3 separate regions of the Homo sapiens genome follow, and regions 1 and 2 are each linked to region 3. Evidence: chromatin contacts called from ENCODE Hi-C or POLR2A ChIA-PET data. All regions are on one chromosome and are shown on one strand. The core of a region is the stretch at or near the end of the contact, and the rest is flanking DNA. Distances in the headings are between cores, read along the strand shown.

Region 1 (4,429 bases), core at 1,871-4,370, 290 kb before region 3:
TTCTGGGCTGGGTCTGGGTCAAGCTGACCCCGAGGGTACTGGCCACAGGACCCATCCCCTGGGCAGGCCTGGGAGCAGGTGATGTGGGGCTGGCGCTTGGCACACCCGCTGCAGACCTCAGGTGAGGACTTCCTGGAGGCAGGTGAGGAACACCAGATTAGGGGTAGGAGTGGGGTGGGCAGCCTGGAAATCAAGCCCTCTAGGACAGATGTTCCCCCAAGGGCCCCTCACTCCCTCTGCCTCCACCCTGGACCTGTCCAGCATCCATTCCTTCCTGGAGAGCAGGAGGCCTCTGGGTTGCCCCCTCCTATTTTTCTGTTCTACACCCACAAGGCTCCAGGTGCAGAGGAGGGGACCCGTGGGACCTGATCACCCTGATCACCTGCCCACAGCGGGTGAGCTCTGGGCCAGAGGCTGCTATGGGAAGTGCAGATGTCCAAGGCTAGCCCTGCCCTCACACCAACCTGGCCAAGGTTTCCCAGAAAGACAAACCAGAGACAGCCACAGCCACAGCCCAGCACTGGTGGAGGGGCTCCAGGGAGCAGACCAGCAGACCAGAGCTGTGGCCACGCAGCCCCTGGTGTACATCGTGGCGTACATGGCTGTGGCCACTCCTGCTCCTCCTCTTGGAAACATACAGCCCAGGCTTCCGCTTCAGGATGCTGCCCCACAATGGGTATCTTCATCTCAGTCAGAAATTTACTCAGAGAGTTACCAAATGTTTTTTCCTTTGCCAGAAATGCTAGACTTTGCCATCTACCCACAGTTCACAGGCTGTGCCCCTGGCTGGCATCTGAACCCCGCTGCAGGCAACTGCTCCCGATGTTTAAAATGATGGAGGCAGTCAGGGTGTGAAGACTCGGGCGACAGATCGACAGATGTGCTTTGGCAAATCGGAACTTACCTCAGAGCACACACCAGCCTCGAGGCAGCGTCCCAGGCATTTAATTGCTACTTCCTGGGTCACAGATTCGCTCGGCTACCAGGCTTTCCTGTTGGAAGCTAAAGCCACTGGAGACACAACACAGCAAACCAGACGGGCAGCCAGCAAGCCAGGCTGGAGAAAATGGTTTCTAAAGGCAGTGTCACACATTTAGCATTTACCGTCTTAACCACGCAAGCAGACACCGGGTCTGTTCTATTGCTGCTTAGTTTCTCTTTTTCACAAGAAACTGCAAGCTCTCAGAGGGCAGGAGGACTTCCGAACCATCAGTCAGGAGAGTGTAGGAGGAGAGAGTTCCCTTATTGCAAGTATTTTATCGGAGAAGCTTTAAAAGCCATAGAAACCAAATCCTATTTAGCGAGAAAGTTAGCAAATTGCCTTTATTCAGAAGAAGCAAGTTACATGGAACTGGACATGAGGCTGCCCTCCTCCTTGCACCTCCAGCTGTGCCTAATGACACCGAAATGCCGCTGTGTGTGGCACGCCACAGGCCATGGAGTAGCTCCAGCTAACGCAGATGGACATCCCAGGTGCCCCAGGGAGATCAGGCCCACGGAGTGGGATGAAGCCCTGAGGCGGGGAGGCCAGCATGGAGACACCTGCTGAGGGAAAGCCCACGAGCGCTGCGGCCACCTCCAATCCTGCCCATCTGGGTGGAGACCTACAGGCACCCTGCAGGCTGGGGTGTCATCCCACTCACCGCCCAGGGCTGCCCTCGGCCAGGAGAGCGCCACATTCAGACACTTGTTGCATGTGAGGCAACAGGCCAGGGTGGAACCGGACAAAGGGGGCCTCCCGGGAAGGGCCAGGCTTGCCGGCGCTCCTGCGCTGCGGCCGCTCTGCCCCAATCCTGCAGGTGCCTATCAGAGGCCTGTCTGGCACCTCTGCTTTCTTCCTCCATGGGTTCCGAACTCAGAGAGGAGACGCGGGATTACTCACCACTCCCCTCCACTCGCATGCATGCTCAGACACAAACACAGCCTCTCTGACGTGGCTTCCACGGAGCCCCAAAGTGGGAGAGCCAAGTGCAAACTATCAGGCCGCGGACGATCAAGAGCTCACCTGTCCGGCCGTCCAGTCGCCCGCCGGGCCGCCTTGAGGCTCCTGGGCTGCAGCCCTGATGCCTGGAAACTTTGGGACTGGCCTCTAGCCTCGCTGGGCTTCCAACCCTGTGGCCGAGGGGAGATGCCAAGATGCACAGTTAGCACCTCGACCCGCGGCTCGGTCGCCTGTCTGCCCCCGGGGCTGCCCGCCGGCTCCAGGTCCACTCGGGCCCACGGCCGCGACACTCAGGGCCGCCGCCTGCCCGGATGGGCTCCCTGGGGTCTGAGCGCGCAGGAGCCGCCAGCGCCGGGCCCGTAATTGCGTGCGCCCGGGGTCTGGCGGCCGCGGCTCGCAGACGTCAGGAGGCTCCGGGACGCGCACGGGCGCCGGCGCAGGGGAACGGGCGGGCCAGGGGCGGGCACGGCGGGCACCCCCACCCGGAGCGCGCCCCGCCCCCTGTCATTCGTGCCCGTGGCTCGCGGAGGCCGCCCGGCCCTGTCCGCTGCCAGACCTTGCCAGGGCCGCGCAGTACCTGCCGACCCCAACTTGCCCGGACGTTTCCGTCCCGCCCGCTCCGCTCGGGGGCGCGGGACCGCCGGCCAGTCCGTCTGTCGGTCTGTCCCGGCGTTCGAGGCCACCCACCGGCCCCGACTGCTCAGCGGCGGCCAGGCCAGGCCAGAGCGCCTGCCGCGCGCCGCAGCCCACCCGGCCCGGACGACGACCCCAGCGCCGACCCCAGCGCCGCTGGCCCCGGGCCGCGCGAGGCCTGCCGGGAGCTGGAGTCCCGCGCGGGTGGCCGGACCACAACTCCCAGGAGGCCCCGCGGCGGCGCTGCGCGCGCAGCCCCAGCCCATCCCGTGCGGACCCTACGCCGAGTCCAGCCCGGGGCTGCTGGGCCAGCGGGAGCGGGAACCGGACGGCGCTCGCGTTCTGCCAGAGCGGAGAACGACTCGGGGACGGTGCGGAGGACCAGGGGAGGAGATCCGCGCCCGCACGCACCATCAGCCGAGAGGACGGCCCGCATCGCGCCAGTGACCTAGGAGCGACTCGGGGACGGCTTCGGGCTCCCAGGCCCTCCTGGGCCACCGGGCACTGAGGAGAGCGGCGGCTGGAAACTGTGGGACCCGAAGGGCGGGAGCCCAGGGCCCGCCCCCGCCGGAGCGCCCCCGCCATGGCCACGCCCCCGCCACGGGGATGGGCAGGGCAAGCACCGGAAGTGCGTCACGCGGGAGCGTCTGCGTCGCCTACCCTGCGTGGCGCAGCTAGGTTCCGAGCGGCTTAGCCTCCGGGCGCCTGCGCAGTGGCGGTCCTAGAGACGCACTCGGTTGCCATAGAGACGGGGGCTTGGGAGCGACGTCGCGCTCGCTGGCACTGGCGGCACTTGCCGCGCCGCAGCCACCTCTTTCCGACTCCACCAGTGCGGGCCCTATCCGGGGTTTTGAGTCACGCAGACCTGGACACAGCGAGAAACGGCAGTCCGGGCCCGTCCTCCCGCCCCGGGTTCTGCACCCCAGAGTTGGACGCTTGCTTCTCGCTTTCTCCTGAGAGAAGTCTCCGCGTTTCTGAACAATGCACTGCTAGTTTCTCATTTCTTTCTTTCTTTCTTTTTTTTTTTTTGGAGACGGAGCCTCGCCCTGTCGCCCAGGCTGGAGTGCAATGGCGCGATCTCGGCTCATTGCAACCTCCGCCTCCAGGGCTTAAACTATTCTCTTGCTTCAGCCTCCCGAGCAGCTGGGACTACAGGCATGCGCTACCACGCACAGCTAATTTTTGCATTTTTAGTCAAGACGGGGTTTCACCATTTTGGCCAGGCTGATTTCGAACTCCTGACCTCGTGATCTGCCCTCCTAGGGCTCCCAACGTGCTGGGATTATAGGCGTGAGCCACCGCGCCCGGCCTCTCATTTCTTAATTGTAGACATTGCGTACTTCCGGAGAAGGTCCCTGAGAACCTGGCTGATCTTCCCCGCTGCACCCCTCACGTGGTCCTGTTAGCTCCCAAACTGTCAACCTGAAAGGAAACCCAGAGGCAGGCTCTCCAGGACAAGTGAGTTAATCTGGGAATCGCAGGGGGTTGCAGCCTAGGCTGTTCGTGCCATGACAGATCATAGGCCTATCTGAGAGGGCCGGGCGAAGGGGAAAATACAGATGAGCTCACAAAAGTTGTTTTGTAACAAAAACCACTGGCTGTGGGCGCTTGCTGCAGGAGTGGGCGTTAGCTTGTTGTTGGAGAGAGCCTTACCAGGCCGACGTCCTTGTGCAAGCTGCTTATCTAGAATACTGCAGTCCTGAGGAATTTCCCTGCAGTAAGTCCGGTTACAGGCAAACGTGCAGGACGTGCAGGAGCGTCTTGTGAGGAGGCCTGCTGCAGGTATTCCTGCATGAGAGCTCCCCCTTCGTGGCCTCCCGACTCCATTTGTTTAGGGATTGGTGGAAGTAGTTC
Region 2 (4,159 bases), core at 15-2,514, 320 kb after region 3:
CCCTGAGGACCCCCCACCCCGCAGAAGCCTTTGGGACCACCCGGCGTCAAGAAGGCTTTTGTCCACCCAGGCCACCCACCTAATTCGGTTCTCTTACGTGACTGCTGAGTCTGCCATCTGCCTCCTGCCCGGATTGAAAGCCCGGGAGGGTCTCCACACCCGGGCCCAGGCCAGGCTCTCCAGGGGGCTCAGGAAGCCTCCGCTGCACGGACGCGTGAGGCCGCCGGGGACCCCGAGTGCGGAAAGGACCAACGTGCCCCGCAGCGGCATTCGAAATAAAAACAGCAAACACGAAAATAACCACAGCCCTGTTTTACGCAACCTGCCCCTTTGCAGTTATATTAACAGTGGCCCCTCATTTTTCTGTGAGCCCCACTTTGCTGCTGCTGAGTTCGCCAGCGGGTCACCTGGAAGCACGTGGCGACACGGGCCACATGACGTCATCCCAGCAGGCTTGCGTCATCGCCCCGGGTGCCTGGTGACGTCACCAGCCCGCTCGCGTCACGCGCACGTTCTGCTCCTCGTGGTCCGGCCCGGCCCGCGCCATCACCGGCCCTGCTCTGCGGGGCCACCCGTGCGCCCCTTCGCCGTCCGCTGACTCCGCCCTCCCGCCTGCCGACCCGGCCGCCGACCTTCCCCCGGCTCTGTCGCTCCCAAGGCTTTCTGCAGCCCTCCGTGCTCCAGGCCGCACACCTGAGGGTGGGACCCCCGGAGGCCGAGCCGGTGTCGGATCAAACTCGGAGACCGAGCAGGGCCCAAACCGGGACCGGAGTGGGGACGGGCGGAGGAAGCCAAGAGGCTCGAGACCGAGGCTCGCCCACCCCTCGGCGCCGCCGGACCCTGCGCCACTGGGGGAATTTCCTTCCCGACTTCCCGCGCGGCCACAGCCCCAGCTCCGTCCAGCCCCGGCTCCCGGCCCCCTGGGCGGGAGAGTGAGCCCCGAGACTCCGCCCAGCCCCGGGGGTCCCGGGCCCCGTTCGCCCCCAGCGGCCCCTCCCGGCGCGTTGCTCGGCCCCGGCTGCATCGGGGAGCGCGGGATCACCCGGCCCTGTCCCCAGCGGTGTCGGAGGGGGGCGCGGGCGGGGGCCCCGCATGCCATTGTCGCCCGCGGAGGCCGCGCCCGGAGCCGAGGCGTGACTGACAGCGAGCGGGGGAGGAGCGCGGCCGTCGATTGGCTGGGGCGAGTGTGGGAAAGAATGCGGAGCCGGGTTCACACACCCCGCGGCGGCGAGGCCTTAAATAGGGAAACGGCCTGAGGCGCGCGCGGGCCTGGAGCCGGGATCCGCCCTAGGGGCTCGGATCGCCGCGCGCTCGCCGCTCGCCCGCCAGCCCGCCCGTGGTCCGTGGCGGCGCGCTCCACCCGGCACGGGGAGGCGCGGGGCGCACCATGGCCGCAGACACGCCGGGGAAACCGAGCGCCTCGCCGATGGCAGGAGCGCCGGCCAGCGCCAGCCGGACCCCAGACAAGCCCCGGAGCGCGGCCGAGCACCGCAAGGTGGGGTCCCGGCCGGGCGTGAGGGGGGCGACCGGGGGGCGGGAGGGACGCGGGACTCAGCCGGTGCCCGACCCGCAGTCCTCCAAGCCGGTCATGGAGAAGCGGCGCCGAGCGCGTATTAACGAGAGCCTCGCTCAGCTCAAAACCCTCATCCTGGACGCCCTCAGAAAAGAGGTAAGTCGGGGGCGAAGGCCCGAGACCCGGAGTCTGGGTCGCAGCTGACCTGGACCTCCCGCCTATCCCCGCCCCCAGAGCTCCCGCCACTCGAAGCTGGAGAAGGCGGACATCCTGGAGATGACCGTGAGACACCTGCGGAGCCTGCGTCGCGTGCAGGTGACGGGTGAGGCGCGGGCGGCGGCGGCTTGGAGGCGGGGGGAGGGCGCGGGACCCCCGGGACCCGGCACCGACCTCTCCTCCTGTGTCGCTCCCGCAGCCGCGCTCAGCGCCGACCCCGCCGTTCTGGGCAAGTACCGCGCCGGCTTCCACGAGTGTCTGGCGGAGGTGAACCGCTTCCTGGCCGGCTGCGAGGGCGTCCCGGCCGACGTGCGCTCCCGCCTGCTGGGCCACCTGGCAGCCTGCCTGCGCCAGCTGGGACCCTCCCGCCGCCCGGCCTCGCTGTCCCCGGCTGCCCCCGCAGAGGCCCCAGCGCCCGAGGTCTACGCGGGCCGCCCGCTGCTGCCATCGCTCGGCGGCCCCTTCCCTCTGCTCGCGCCGCCGCTGCTGCCGGGTCTGACCCGGGCGCTGCCCGCCGCCCCCAGGGCGGGGCCGCAGGGCCCGGGTGGGCCCTGGAGGCCGTGGCTGCGCTGAGGCTGTGGCCCTGAGACTGCATCGGAGGCGGCGCCCCGTTCTAGGGCCGTGGCCTTTGCCGAGACTGTAGCAGAGAAAACGTATTTATTATTCCAGAGTCTGCGTCACGAGTTTTCTTTCTTTGTCTTGGTGAAGAGTTGACTTTGGGAGCGCCCCGCAGCCACGCCGCGCCGGGGTCCCGCCCTCCTCCCAGGGCCGCGGTCTGCAGGTGGCTGGGGGCGTCGGGCGGGCCCGGGGGGGCGGGCTGGGGGCGGGACCGAGGACTGAGGGCGACCCCTCCGCTCCGCGCCCTCCGCTCCGCGCCCTCCCCTCCGCATCCCTGCAGCCCCGCATGCGCACCCGCCCTCTGCCCCCGCGTTGGGTTTGCCTCGCTCTGCGGTGGCGGTTGTGAGGGGTCCCCCCGGAGGCTCAGGTGGGAAGCTCAACGTCCCTGAGTGCCCAGAATCTTCCCGGTGCTGGAAGGCGGTCGCGCAGCATCGCCGGGCAAGTTACTTTTCGGAGGCCCCTTTCCCGACTCCCAGTCCCCGGACCGCGGAAGGCGGAGGCTGCGGTCCTGAGCGGCGCTGGGATGAGGGCGGCCGCCCTTGGCCCTGAAGACCCCCGCTGGGTTCTCCTGTTAAGTGCAGAGCTGCCCGTGCCCACCGCAGACCCCTCCTCCAGGCGTCTGTGCGGGGGGCGCCCGGCGGGAGCGCGCGGGTCCGAGCTGGGCTGTGGACACCGAGTGCCGGGGCCAAGGACGTCGCTCACGAGGGCGTCGGCCCTGCCCGCAGCCTCCCCTGCCCCGGTAAGGGAGGTTCCGCCTCCCCAGTGGGTGAGGACTGGGGGCTCCTCCCTCATCGTCCCGAGCACGTGCCGTTGTCGACCACCGAGTTACCAGGCAGCGCCGGACGTTCCCCTGAACCAGCGCCGCGGTCGCCATCCCGGTCCCGCGTTCGGGGGGGTCCGGCGCAGTTCGAGGCACTCAGCCGAGGCAGAGGGTCTCCCCCTGAGCCGCACCCAGGGCCATTTCCCAACTGGGGCCGAGTTCACCAGGGCCCACGGGAGGCGAGCGAGCCCTCCCACCAGCACTGGCCCTCCAGGCCCCAGTCTGTGCCTCCATCAGGAGCCCCCCTGGGCCCTCCAGGACACAGCCGTGCACAGCTTGTAGGAGCCTCCCAGGCCCAACAAGCCAGGCCACCCCTGGCCCCTGGCTGCCCTGCCCCCTCCCTGAGCTCCGAGGGCCAGGCCAGTGACCCTGGGCGGGGTAGCATTGGGCTGGGGGTCCCACCCTTGGTCCCCCCAGCAGTCCTACTCTGGGGGTCCTGGTCCCAGGAGAGCCTCAAAGTAGCCCTTCCCCTTGGGAGCCTGAGACCCCATGAGGGAGGCCCCCTTCTCCTTGGGAGCTTGAGACCCCGTGAGGGAGGCCCCCTTCCCCTTGGGAGCTTGAGACCCCGTGAGGGAGGCCTCCTCAGCAGCACAGGAAGGGACGGTCTTCTTGGGGGCAGCTGGAAGCTCAGCGTGGCCGGGGGAGGGGAGTTGCTCAGAGAAGGCATCAGTGCAGAAGGGGAAGGAGGGCCTGGGGCAGCGAAGCTGGGAGTGTGGGGAGGAGCTCAGGGTAAGAGAGGCACCCCACAAAGTCACCCGGGCTGTGGGTCCCAAGAGGGCAGGGCATCTCTCCACCAGGCTCTGGCCTTGAATGCCCTCTCCACTGTGGCGAAAGGGCCCTGCATAGCTGCCCAGGGACCACTCAGGTTCTGGGGGAATCACAGTCCTTGGGCAGTCCCTTCGCAGTCTGGGTTCCTTTGTGCTCCACACCACCTGCCCCCTGGCTTTTCCCCCTTGTTTCCTCCTAACTTGTCGTCCATCCCATCTGCCGCA
Region 3 (4,357 bases), core at 462-2,961:
CTGAAGTCCTAGACAAGAAAACAGACACAGCAGAAAGCAGAGACAGGTGGGGCCGGGGGTGGGGGGATGCTGCCGGGCAGGCTGCCCCATCTTCCTCACTGCTACATCCCCAAAAGCAGAAAAGAGGCTGTAGGGCTGGCACTTGCTGGATGGATGGACACGTGTTTTCACTCCTGTTGCTGAAACTCCATGTCCCACACAGATGGGTTTTACCACTCAGAAGATTGCCACGAGGCTCTTGTACTAGCCCTAGGGAGCCTTCCACGAGTGGCCCAGGCCCTGCTTTGGATTCTGCTGGCATTCACATAGTCACTCCACAGATCCACAGACATCCAGGCACCCATGCTTTGTGTGAGTGTTGCCAAGCACCCTTGCCCTGTCTCCCCGGGTGCCCCACGGGCCCGCACCTGCTCTGGGGAACCTGAGAGTCAGCTGCATTCCACCTCGACCAGGAAGAGGGCCTGGGGGTTCCTAGGCCGGTTGGTGCTGGGAGCCCTGTCCTGGCCTCCCTGGCTGCAGGGACTCCATCGGTGGGGGAGGGGGAAGGGCACCCAGCCGTGGTGAGAGCTCCTGGCCAGGAGCAGGTGGGCAGGTTGCTCAGCACCCTAGGACTGGGCCCTTCATCACTAGGGATCATGGGCTGCAAGCCCTGCCCAGCCCGTGGCCCAGGCTGCTGGAGCACTGGTGCCTGCAGGGTGCTGAAGCCTGGCGTTGCAGGCCCCACAGGTTGGGTTGCATGCTTGGCACCAGGCGGAGGCCCCAGATGTGAGCTCACCGGGCTTCAGGTGTGGGGGATGGCTGCTCCTGGGCCTCAGAAAGATGCAGTCCCATAGACTTCCAGCACGCCCCTCCCCTCCTCGGGCCTTAATTTTGTCCACTGAGAAGATGGTCTCTGAGGCTCTGGGGTTTCCTTCTTGGTCACCAGATATTCTGCGGGCCTTGCCTTCCTGCCCAGATTCGAGCCAGTGGCAAACAGAAGCTGCCAGGAGCTTCTCAGAGCTGTGGCTGGTGGCTCGGTAACAACAGGAAGGGCAGTGGCTGTGCAGGAGGCAGGCAGCTTGCCAGCCCAGGAAGGTGACCCAGGACACCTCCAGGCCTTTCCCAGGGCAGCCCAACGGCCCAAGGTCAGGGCCGGGCGCGAGGGCGGCCTGAGCACAGAGCACGGGGGCTGACAGCAGGCTGGGGGGCCAGCAGGAGACGGGGCCCCACGGCGCCCCAGGCCTTGTGGGTGGGACCAGACCCTGTCGAGCGAGCGCTACGAGTCTCACCTGGGAAGGGGGCTTCAGATGGCACCGGACTGGATGGGCACCGGTTCGGGTCCCTGCTCCACCGAGAGGCCCAGGAAGGGGCGGAGGCCCGGGGTGGTGTTGGGGAGGGGCCGACCTGAGCCACGGCTCCGTCCTGCGCGGGAGCCGGGTCCTCGGCCGCCCGCCCGCTCCGGCCCTCTAGGACGACGTCCCCTCCCGCTCCCGGCCCCTCGGCGACTTCCGGACCGTGCGGGTTGGGTTGGGCAGGTGCGGCCGCCGAGTCCGAGCCGCTCACCTAGGCCGTAGCCGCCGTGCGGGCCCCGTCCCCGCCCACCGCCCCGCCCTCGCCCCGCCCTCGCCCGCCGCCCTGATTGGTTGGATGCTGCCCAATCAGGAGGCCCGGCGCCCCGACCCGCGTTTCCGGCTAGCGCACCGGAAGTTGCAGCGAGGTGGTTGCGCCTGCGCAGTGCATCACCGCAGGCGGGCCTCGCGGGTCCGGGAGCGCGGCGGAGACGATGCCTGAGATCAGAGTCACGCCCTTGGGTGAGTGGGAGCCGCCGGGAGGGCTGTGGGGTGGGCTCCGTATGCGGCTCCGGGCGGGCTGGGCGCCCCGCTCCCTCCCGTTTCTCGTGGAGCCAGGTGCGCGCCGCGGGCGTCCTCCGGTCTCCTCCCCGCGCGGGCCCTGGTGGGAGCCGAGAGGCGGCCTAGTCCCTGCACCCCGGGCCTCCGGCAGTGACGCGAGAACGCGAGCCCCGAGGTTCAGGCGGCCGTGAGGGGACGTCGCAGATGGGGCCGCGGGGCCTTCGCGCTCGCTGTGCGCTTTCGTCGGTGCCTTGACCTCCCCGTGCCGCGCGCTGCCGCCTCCAGCCCTACCAGCCCTTCAGTCCCTTAGCCCCTCAGCCCCGCAGACCCTCAGCCCCCCAGCTCCCCAGCCTCTCAGCCTCCCAGCCCCTCAGCCCCCCAGCCCCTCAGCCCCCCAGCCCCCCAGCCCCTCAGCCCCGCAGACCCTCAGCCCCCCAGCTCCCCAGCCTCTCAGCCTCCCAGCCCCTCAGCCCCTCAGTCCCTCAGCCCCCCAGCCCCCCAGCGCTCCAGTCCCCCAGACCCTCAGCCCAGCAGACCCTCAGTCCCCCAGCCCCTCAGTCCCCCAGCCCCTCAGCCCAGCAGACCCCCAGACCCTCAGCCCCCCAGCCCCTCAGCCCCCCAGTCCCCCAGCCCCCAAGCCCCTTAACCCCGCAAGCCCCTCAGCCCCCCAGCCCCGCTTCTGCCTCCTCACGTCTTGCTTTCTGTCCACCACTCTGTGTGCTCACGCCCGAGTTACAATCAACTCTCACTTTAGCTCTTGTTCTACCTGATTTCTGCAACACTGAAAAAAATAGCAAAAAACGCAAATATGTACTCCTAAAAGTCCTGACAGTCTGGGCACTGTGGCTCACGCCTGCAATCACAGCACTTTGGAAGGCAGAGGTGGGAGGATCGCTTGAGCCCAGGAGTTCAAGACCAACCTAGCCAACATGGCAAGACCCCATCACTCCAAAAAAAAAAAATGCTAAAATTGGCAGGGCGTGGTGGTGTGTGCCTGTGGTTCAAGCTACTTGGGAGGCTGAGTTGTGAGGATTGCTTGAGCCCAGGAGGTTGAGGCTGCAGTGAGCCATGATTGTGCCACTGCACTCCAGCCTGGGTGACAGCAAAACCATGTCTCAAAAGAAAGTCAAAGTCGTAACAGTATAGAACGATGTGAAGAAGGAAAAAATTAGTCAAAATCCAGGGTCTCAGAAACAGCTGGAGGGACATGGTGTTGGTGGCCAGTCATCCTGATGTCCTTAGCGTTTTCCACAGGTGCCTGCCCTGTGCTGTCCTGGAACCTGGTCCTTCCACCGGGCAGGGGGTCGAGGGCACCTTCCAGCACAGACACCAGGACGGGATTCCATGTCCTCCCCCATGGCGTGAGCGCTTCCTCGGAGGGTGCCCCCCGCCCCGGTGTGGACACTGTGCTGTGAACACCCCTGGCCTGTGCACACCCCATGGCATTTTGCAGCTGTTTGCATGGGCCCCACTGCCCTCCCCTGCTCTCTGGGTCCTCCGTGGGGTCCTCCCAGCCTGCCCCTTTCCCATTTGGCCTCTTGGCTGCCTGTTCTGCCCACTCTCTGGACATCTGATCTTTCTGATCTTTCATGTGGCTTCAATTACCCGCAATCTGTACCTGGGTATATTCTCAAGGTCACCTCAGCCAAGGTATCATCAAAGCCGAAGTCCTGTTTCACCGCTTCCCTGCACCAGGGACTGCCTCGGGCTCCGTGTCCGCGCTCACTGGACCACTGCTGTGTCCTTGGGGTCACTCCCACGCCTTGGCCTGTGTGTGGCTACCCCCCCCGCCGCCGGTCCCCCTACCCACCCTGCCCATCCCTCCCCACCGCCGGTCCCCCCACCCACCCTGCCCGTCCCTCCCCCTGCTGGTCCCTTCCCTCCCCCCTGCCTGTCCCTCCCTGCTGCCTGTCCTCCCTCCGCCCGCCCCGCTTCTTCTCCTCCCCTGGACCATCCCTTCCCCACCCCGTCCCTCCCCCTCCCCCACCCTACCCCTCCCCTCCCCTGCTCAAAAGTTGGCTTCTCGGAGCAGTCTCCTGTCATGGTTCTGGAAGTTTTGAGGCTTCCTCATTCTCTCACCTTGCTCTTTTCTGTCATAGTAACCTTCGTCTGGCGTGCTTTGGGTGTCTTGTTTGTCTGCCGTCTGTCTCCTTGCTGACAGGGATATCTCCTCCTGTCTTCTGAGCCCTGTCCCCTCGTGTATCTCCAGGCTCTATTCCCGCACCTTTCCACTTTCCTTCCTGGGATCACTGTGGGTCCTGTCGGGAGGCGGGACTGCCAGTACTTCAGGACTGGGCTTTGGAATTCAGAAAACCAGCCCGGGCCCCATGCCTCGGGGCCGTGTGCCACAAGTGCCTCTGTGGCCTTAGGTCCCTGGGCATGAAGAGGGGCGGCCCTCCCTTCCCACAGGTGCCAGAGGGCCTCTGTGAGCCTGGCGTGGCTTGGGGTAGGAGATGCAGAGGGAGGAGACAGCTGAGACCCTGCTCTCAGAGAGCTCACACCCAGCGGGGGCAGGAACAGGCCTGGAA

The links. Hi-C counts contacts between places; a loop is a spot of excess contacts on that map. ChIA-PET counts read pairs that join two places held with the same protein, here RNA polymerase II (POLR2A). Pooled maps may share reads with other maps.
Region 1: a loop to region 3 is called in a map with no recorded cell type, with 12 times the contacts of the local background. The contact joins the promoter of MIB2 here to the promoter of INTS11 in region 3. A Hi-C loop is called at or near these places in 6 of 37 single-sample maps with no recorded cell type and 11 of 50 pooled maps. POLR2A ChIA-PET finds 5 or more read pairs at or near these places in 1 of 52 experiments (WTC11).
Region 2: a loop to region 3 is called in a pooled map, with 4 times the contacts of the local background. The contact joins the promoter of HES4 here to the promoter of INTS11 in region 3. A Hi-C loop is called at or near these places in 1 of 37 single-sample maps with no recorded cell type and 5 of 50 pooled maps. POLR2A ChIA-PET finds 5 or more read pairs at or near these places in 2 of 52 experiments (HEK293 and MCF 10A).

The regions. Positions count from the first base shown.
Region 1 is chr1:1,614,191-1,618,619 of GRCh38, reverse strand. It overlaps MIB2 (MIB E3 ubiquitin protein ligase 2), which reads right to left and starts at 3,120. Exons shown (of 20, transcript NM_001170687.4): 1 at 2,987-3,120; 2 at 2,006-2,112. RefSeq lists silencers at 2,186-2,275, 2,306-3,355 and an enhancer at 3,456-3,625.
Region 2 is chr1:997,202-1,001,360 of GRCh38, reverse strand. It overlaps HES4 (hes family bHLH transcription factor 4), which reads left to right and starts at 1,264. Exons shown (of 4, transcript NM_021170.4): 1 at 1,264-1,495; 2 at 1,574-1,669; 3 at 1,748-1,835; 4 at 1,929-2,397. The coding sequence starts at 1,388. The coding sequence ends at 2,302. RefSeq lists silencers at 699-748, 849-1,228, 1,299-1,438, 1,989-2,298.
Region 3 is chr1:1,322,014-1,326,370 of GRCh38, reverse strand. INTS11 (integrator complex subunit 11) reads left to right here and starts at 1,711. Exons shown (of 17, transcript NM_017871.6): 1 at 1,711-1,790. The coding sequence starts at 1,763. It overlaps CPTP (ceramide-1-phosphate transfer protein), which reads right to left and starts at 1,569. Exons shown (of 3, transcript NM_001029885.2): 1 at 1,269-1,569. RefSeq lists silencers at 1,113-1,612, 1,793-1,922 and enhancers at 2,741-3,250, 4,014-4,357.